3 separate regions of the Homo sapiens genome follow, and regions 2 and 3 are each linked to region 1. A link is a loop called in an ENCODE intact Hi-C map of the cell type or tissue named here. Cell type or tissue: heart right ventricle. All regions are shown on one strand. Region 1 overlaps TENM2 (teneurin transmembrane protein 2). Region 2 overlaps TENM2 (teneurin transmembrane protein 2). Region 3 overlaps TENM2 (teneurin transmembrane protein 2).

What was found. Hi-C counts contacts between places; a loop is a spot of excess contacts. Peaks named below come from ENCODE experiments on the same cell type or tissue, not always from the same donor. Only the 100,000 strongest peaks of a DNase experiment are listed, where the experiment ranks them.
Region 2: it touches region 1 in a loop (5-fold over the local background); 9 of 110 quality-filtered maps call a loop at or near these places.
Region 3: a loop joins it to region 1, with 2.0 times the contacts of the local background. A loop is called at or near these places in 13 of 110 quality-filtered maps.

What each region holds. Positions count from the first base shown.
Region 1 is chr5:167,942,820-167,945,319 of GRCh38, reverse strand. All of the region lies in intron 5 of TENM2 (teneurin transmembrane protein 2), which reads right to left. All of the region lies in intron 2 of TENM2-AS3 (TENM2 antisense RNA 3), which reads left to right. Among named protein-coding and RNA genes, the nearest start is that of TENM2-AS3, 9.5 kb to the left of the region's middle. In heart right ventricle, no CTCF peak of the experiment used is centred here; DNase peaks (open chromatin) are centred at 709 and 969; H3K27ac peaks cover 2,500 bases.
Region 2 is chr5:167,997,789-168,000,288 of GRCh38, reverse strand. All of the region lies in intron 7 of TENM2 (teneurin transmembrane protein 2), which reads right to left. Among named protein-coding and RNA genes, the nearest start is that of TENM2-AS3, 45 kb to the right of the region's middle. In heart right ventricle, no CTCF peak of the experiment used is centred here; no DNase peak of the experiment used is centred here; H3K27ac peaks cover 2,500 bases.
Region 3 is chr5:168,013,872-168,016,371 of GRCh38, reverse strand. The region is part of intron 7 of TENM2 (teneurin transmembrane protein 2); the gene reads right to left. Among named protein-coding and RNA genes, the nearest start is that of TENM2-AS3, 62 kb to the right of the region's middle. In heart right ventricle, no CTCF peak of the experiment used is centred here; no DNase peak of the experiment used is centred here; H3K27ac peaks cover 227 bases.

The sequences.
Region 1 (2,500 bases):
GTGCTTGATTTGCCCACTGCTTATATTTCTTTTGTAACGCTCAGCACATGGTTTTATATTATTTTTGGACTCTCCTGTGCTCTCCACTAGATCATGAGTGCCTCCATTAAAAACAGTCTGTCTCACTTGTCTGTATATCCCAGCATAAGGCTACAGTGCCTGGTATAAAACTAGTGGTGATGAATGAATGAATGAATGAACAAATCATGTCCCTGGGAGTTATATTTAGAGTCTCAGAGGACAGGGATCAGAGTAGATTTCTGCCTCTATCCCTAGAGCATTCTAGTTGATTGCTGGAATCAATGATGCCCTCCCACTTAATTCCCTCATTTCTGTTACCTCTAGGGCTCCTTTAACAGGGAGATGGCTAGACACAGAGGGAAGGTGACTTCAAACTCCTCCGTCTTTGTTTGTTTTTTGGTTGTTTTTCCTGGCACTTGCTGCCTGATCACCTCTTCTGCTTTTTTAAAATAACAGTTTTACTGAGATATCATACAATTCAGCTTTTAAAAGTATACATTTCAGTGTTACTTTAGTATATTCACCAAGATATGCAACTATCACCACTATCTAATTTTAGAACATTTTCATCACCCTCAAAGGATACAACATACCCATCAGCAGTCACGGCCCAGTCCCTTCCTCCCTCCCATAGCCTCTGGCAAATGTTAATCTACTCTCTGTTCCTATGGATGTGCCAATCCTGGACATTTCATGGAAATGGCAATTCCCTCTGTTTATTATAACCACGACATCTGTCTGTTGCAGAGCTCCATCAGAGCCAGTCAAAGTTCAATCTCAAACGGGGCACACTGCCTAGCACTTAAAAAGATCTTCCCCTGGCAACCTGAAGCAGGTCCCCTGCAGGCCTTTTTTTTTTTTTTGGCTGAGACCCTGCAGCTGCTGATATTCTTCAGATGGAGATTGTTAGGTGATGGCATTTGAGAACGAGTTGCACATGTGAATGTCTGAGGGCGAGCTGGGAATTTGTTCTAGCGGTTCAGGCATGGCTGTAATCACCTAGCCAGGCACAGGCAGGGACATTTGTGGGAGGGGAAACAAGAAAGGATAAGGGGACTCGAACTGGGTGCCAAGTCAGTAGCTGCCCTTGGGTTAAGAGCTTAATAGCTATTGTGAATTTGGGACCATCCCGCCCCAATAGGGCACGTTCTCACACATGAAGGGTCAGAAAGGGATTTTAATCGTAGGTGCCACATCATTTGACCATTGCCCCTATACTCATTCTTTGCCTTCCTAAATCATCAGGAAAGTATTACTTGAGATCAGCGTCATCTCCATTAGCTACTTTCCAAGTGACAAAGACAAAATAAAAAAGACCACTTGAAATATCTGAGAAGGACCCTTCTAAAGAGAAGATTTTATTACACAGTTACGTCTGAGCAGTGCCTATCTGAGCATTTCAGTAAATCTACATTACCCTAGGTATTTTGGCCTCCTCTGGGAGAGGAAAGCCTATCAGTAGAAAGTAATGATTTTGGGTTTTTCAATTGCCCTAAGGATCTTGACAATACTATTAAGACCCATGCACTCCCTGTCGAGAAGTTTAGGAGTGAAATTATTAATATGCCCAGACGTTATGTTGATTGTTGTGCTGTAGCAGAAAATACTCTTTCTGTTATGTGAGCAGCATTATCACTTTCCCAGGCAGAGAATTGCATCAAAAATTTAAACTCCTCTCATTCCAGCTCATCACATAGCTTTTCAAGGTCTTATTGTAAAATAGGCTGGGCAAAATTTGGATATTTCCCTACCCATGAAAGATAATATGTTTTTCAAAGACCAGGCTATTTTTTTAAAAAAGCCAAACCTCACAGTGGAATTCTTTTCCACTGAGATGCCATTCTTTAGGTCTTTAACTAGAATTTCCTGGGGGTGTATTTCATTCTTTTTTTCTCTCTCTCTTTGAGATGTTTACAGTGCTTTCCCCCAAACATAGAAAGATCAAAACAAAGATAAAATATAATTTTGATTTGAGATTGTGCCTCTGATGAACAGAATAATGGAAACAAACTCTGATCTACACCATTCATTAATACCAAGAGTGGCCGAAGCATACCAGTTAAATGGCAAGGATGGGATAAAGGTTCCTGGAGCATTTTCACTTCAAAGCTCAGCAGAATTATTTACTATCTGGGTGAACTTTTCCCAAAATCTCTCCTGGTACATGCCTTATAGGGCAAGGGAACAAAAGTTTCTCCATACTATATAAACAGAAGCCAGCTGAATGTCAGACCTTGAACTGCATCTGGTGTCACGTCAAGTAACAGCTGATGTCATGGGATGTAAAGACATATCGCTGGAGATATTTTCAGAACCCCCTTTTTGCCTTTAGAATGCACACACATACACACACGTACGCACCCACACAAGTAATTACCCAAGATAATCAAATATCTGGAGAAACATCCACTGCCTAAGACTACATGGCTCAACTACTGTCAGAGAGAGCACTCTCTGGATTTTGCTGGTAATTGTTTAC
Region 2 (2,500 bases), 55 kb before region 1:
AGTCCATTAGAAGTTGTGTCAGAATCCTCAATCAGGAAACCCCAAGCACAAATCAATGAACCAACGAAAGATGTCAGAAATGGAGAATTTAAAAGCACACTGTGGAAGCTGAAGGGCCTGTTGGCTTGGCCACCACCCAAAGGAATCCAGTCAAATAAGTAGGGTGTGTGAAGAAGTCAACACTGATGTTCTAGCATTCTATTACTGCTTCTGGATGGATGACTGCTAGAGAGATCATCGTTATAGAGAGAAAGTCTAGGGCAAGGCTTGAATGGTGATTCAGGGATAGTAGGTGGAGAACTCTCCATATTCATTTACTCAATGTATACTCTGTGGAGGCACGAAGTCCTGGGCTGGCAGACGATACCATTGTTGTTTCCTTGGCATTCTTGAGGTGCACAGGGTTGTGGCACCTATCACTCCTCTCTGGCTCTGTATTACGATGTTCTACAAAGTCAGGACCAGAACCTGTTTCCTGGCTCTCATCACCAGCGTCTGCCCACAAGGGTGAGAAAGCCCTGCATGGGCCGACTATCCTGACTTCTGATGGGAATCTCGGAGAGGAAAGCAAAGGCATCTCCCGAGAGCTGCTGACCCTCCTGAAGCACTTCAAGTCCCCCAGATTGCACAAATATGTTTTTAAAGAGGCCACGTCCTCCTCCGAAGCAGAGGGATTCATTTTTTCTGAATGTCAAACACGAGGTACAAATATTGCCACATGGCCGCTAGGTGATGGAGACCTAGCTAATGAATGATGTAATTGTCTTCCCATAAATTGACAGGCCCTCTGAAATCAGATGTTCAGTTACGAAATGGCAGTCCCCCTGCCAAAGACTCACCAGTGTGTAAGCACTGACAGGACTTTATTATCAGGTTAAGAGCACATTAGCATATCTATTAGATAAGAAGTCTGCTACTAACACTGGCATAGATAATATGACTGGGTCCCCTGACTTACTTGTGGGCAGCTCTCTTTTTCTCAGTTTGACCATCTGGGCCCAGGGAGTTGGGTGGAAATGTTATTTGCTTGACTGTTCAGATTTAATCATTAGCATTTTGCCCTTTAGATGTGGGAGGTAAGTACACAACTTGGAATTCATACAGGAGGATGAGGTTTCCCATCTCTCCAGATAGTCAAAGAGCAGTGAGTTGGAATGAGAGGGCTGACATTTTTCCTAGTCTGCGCCCCCACAAAAGATGCCAGGCAAGTGTACCATTCTCATCATTTTCTGTCATTTTCTTTATGTTTTCTCCAAACCTGCTCTGTTCAGTGAGATGAGAATACACAAAATAGCAGCAGAGAACGCAAGATTCATCAGCGTGAGTCTCAACATATCAATTTTCAAGTGTAGCAACTTTAAACACATGGTAGGCTTTTAGTTTCCATAGAAAATAATCTCTCATTGTTTTCAAAAGAAACTGAAAGCACCCCAAATTACCACACTTTTAACATCCTGACATGTTGATGGCCCGCGTTCTTTCCAGATCAAAGTCAGAGTGGCAGAAGACAGAGTGTTGAGCAGCTAACTTCAAACATAGTATTTCACATTTGGCAGGAATTACTGTAGTGAAAAAAGACAAGGTGACTTTCTAATATATATATATGTATTTTAGTTTGGCAGAGATCTGAAGAGCTAAGAACTAATTTAGGATGACATAAATGCTCTTATCTTTCTCTCTCCTGCCTTCCCTTACCAACCCCGTGAAGTGTCTTTGGCAGAAGCTCAGTGTATGTTGCGTATTGTTTTAGCTCAGGGGTGACAGTCTGAGTCCCATGTCATGCCGAACTCTTGTGTTGACTCTCGCCTTAGAATTTCTAAGATTATCTGGAGTTAAACAACAGAGTCACACATGAGAAGCATCTTTCTTCCTTGATGTGGGGTAGCCCTGCAAGAACTTCGATGCCTTTTAAGGAAACTAGATCTATTCCAATGTTAACCTAGGACAAGAAAGCAATGATGTCATTCCATGACACAGCATCATTACAATCTGTTGGAAAACCTCAACAACGAAGGCATCAGAAACTGAGTAACTTCTAAAAACAGGTGATAATTTTCCAGAGGAACCTGGGATAATCAAAGATTGAGGACAAATGAGTACTAGGCAAAATGGCCAGGCAATTCCACTCTATCCATGGATTGGAGCACTGTTTCAAGCAGTCTAGTTAAAAGCTATGCTTTCATGATGAAGTGTCCTAAAATTCCTAAAATTTTCCTTGGAAAAATTTATCCTATAGAAAGTATTTAAAGAGAAAAGTGACTTGCTTTTTCTACTTTTTGGTTTGGGCCAGAAAGTCAGATGCAATTACTCATTGTGAAATGGAGTTGCAGTATCAGAAAATGTCAGTCACCTGCTTCATTGACAGTGGACATATGGTTGGACTCTTAGCCAGTTGGGAAGCAATTTTTTGTAATAGAGATGTGGACAACCTGAAAGGTATTCTTAGGAAATAAGCTGTAATGTAATCAAACAAGGGTTGACAAACTATGGCCTGCGGACC
Region 3 (2,500 bases), 71 kb before region 1:
TTTGTCAGATAAAATAATGGAATGATAGTAAGACAGAGTTGAAGGGCGTTGGGGACTCCCCATGGGAGGTGATGGAGCATTATGGTTCAGTGCACGGGTGTTTCATTAGGGCAGTTCCTATCTGTACAACCTTGGACAAGCTACTTAACATCCGTAAGCCTCAGTGTCCTCATCTGTGAAATGGAGATAAAAAGAGTACAATCCCATAGGGTTGTTGTGAGGGTTAAATGTGTTGATGCAGGGAAAGCCTAGTGACCAGCATAGAGTGAGTGTTGCATAAATGTTATGATGGAGGAACCAAGGCTCTGGAAAGGTGCATGCTTGTCCCTGGTTGCAGCTCAGGTTAACAGTGCAGAAGGAGGGGAATATAGGCCTCTTGATTTCAAGTTTGTGCCGCTTCTCTCCAGCGGTGCAACCTTGGGCAAGTTACTGAAACTTTCTAAGACTTGGTTTTCCCATCTGCCAAATGGGGACAATTCTTCTTACGGAGAGAATTAAACGAGGGATTCAAGGAAAGCCCTCAACTTGAAGCATCATTAATGCTCACCATGTGTTAGCTACTATCATTCTGCCTTCCCTTCTGATCTGAAGGAGAGGTTTTTTTATCCTCAGGAATGAGGATGAGAAAAACGGGAGGAAACTTTTCTCATGGCTGTTTGCTGACTCAGAGAAGGAATGGGAAACACCCACCACAGAAAAGAAGCAATCATGAAGTGGACAAATCCCAAACTCAAGAAAGCCACTGGGGAGACGCCATTTGAGGCACTCTGGTCTCCCAAACTAAACAGACTTCTCCTTGAGGCGCAGCACATGGAATAAGTGCCTTAGTCTTCTTTGCGGCATTCTTTCTCTTTCCGATTCTAGAAGCTTCTGTCAGTTCAACTCAGAAGCACTTTATTCTCGTTCTCTGCTGCAGTGCCGAATGTCACTGTGGAAAGAGCATATTGTTTGGAGTCTGGCTACCCGGGTACTGGGCCTAGACCTGCTGTTTGCTAGCCTTGTGTCGTGGACAAGTTCTTTCCCCTGCCCAGGCCTGTTTCTGCCATTGTAAAATGCAGCTAATAATGCCTGCTGTCCACCACAGAGTCATGAGGTGCCTCTCAAACATAAAGCATGATTTGCTTTTTCCCATCATTTCCTGCACTGTCTGTCTCCAGTCAGGAGGAAAGGGGGAAACTGTGCTATTGCCTACAAAAAGCAAAATTTCCCTCAGTCTTCGGTCCTTTACTTGAGAGGAAGCAGCTTTCCTTTCCATCTGTGGTCCTGCTATAGAAGGAGGATGGTAGCAGAGTACTGGCTGATGGTAAGAGGCTACTTAGGCTGGTTTATAGCAAGAGGGATCAGTTACAGGCTTGTTTAGCCAAAGCAATGCCTGCAAAGCAGATGAAGCTTCACCAGTCTACACAGATCAATGCCAGGCTCCCAGCGGCTGATCCAGGCCAGAGGACAGCATGGAAACAGCACTTCAGCCTCATGAACTGCTTGGCTGGAAATGGCGCCATTATGCTCCCCAAGAGCCCTTCTTCATCTCTGGGGCTGTCAGAACAGAACCACTGTCACTCATGAGACCCTGGGCAGGGGTTGCGGGCAGGAACCACAGCCTCTCATTTTCAAGTCATTTGCCTTCAGTTTGGGAATCCTTCCATTTCATTGTTCCATTAAGGGTGATTTCATCTTTTAAGTGAACTTCAATGAATGATGAAATAAAATACTTTGCACAGATGGCCCTGCATTTGAATAAGAGGAAACCATTACGCCTAGTGCAGAATGAAGTGTTTTATTTGCGTTTCTAAGGCAGCAAAGAAAGCCTTTGTGGAAAAATTTTTTTTTAAGCTTTAAGGAAATCAACTTGTCTACCCTTATTTGGCATTGATGAGCAGGAAACCTATTATACCAGAGATGAAGATAGCTGTGGTTAAGAGAGTCTAGATGATAATTAAATGCAAGGACTCAGAGGCCAGCGCACTTGGGGCTGAGACCTGGCCCTCTTACTTACTAATTACATAATTTGGAGAAGGTCACCTAATATTTTTGTGCCTCCATTTCCTATTCTGTAAGATAGAAAAGATAATAGCACCTATCCCATGTAGTGGTAGTAAGAATTAAATGAGAAAAATCTATGTGAACTGCTTAGCATGTAGTAAATGCTCAAAAATATTAACTATCGCCATTACTATTAAGATATAAAGAAGAATTTAGAAAAATCTTGTATTACGAATAAGCTGAATTGCCCCCCTCCTTCACAAATGTTGAAGTTCTAACCTCCAATAGCTGTGAATGTGACCTTATTTGGAAATCAGGTCTTTGCAGATAATCAAGTTAAGATGAGCTCAATAGGGTGAGCTCTAATCCAATATGAATGGTGTCCTTATAAATAGGGAAAACTTGGACGCAGGGACAGATATAAAGGCAGGCAGAATATCATGTAAAACTGGAGTTGTGCTGCCACAAACCAAAGAACTCCTAGAAGCCAAGAGAGAGGTCCAGAACAGACCCTTTC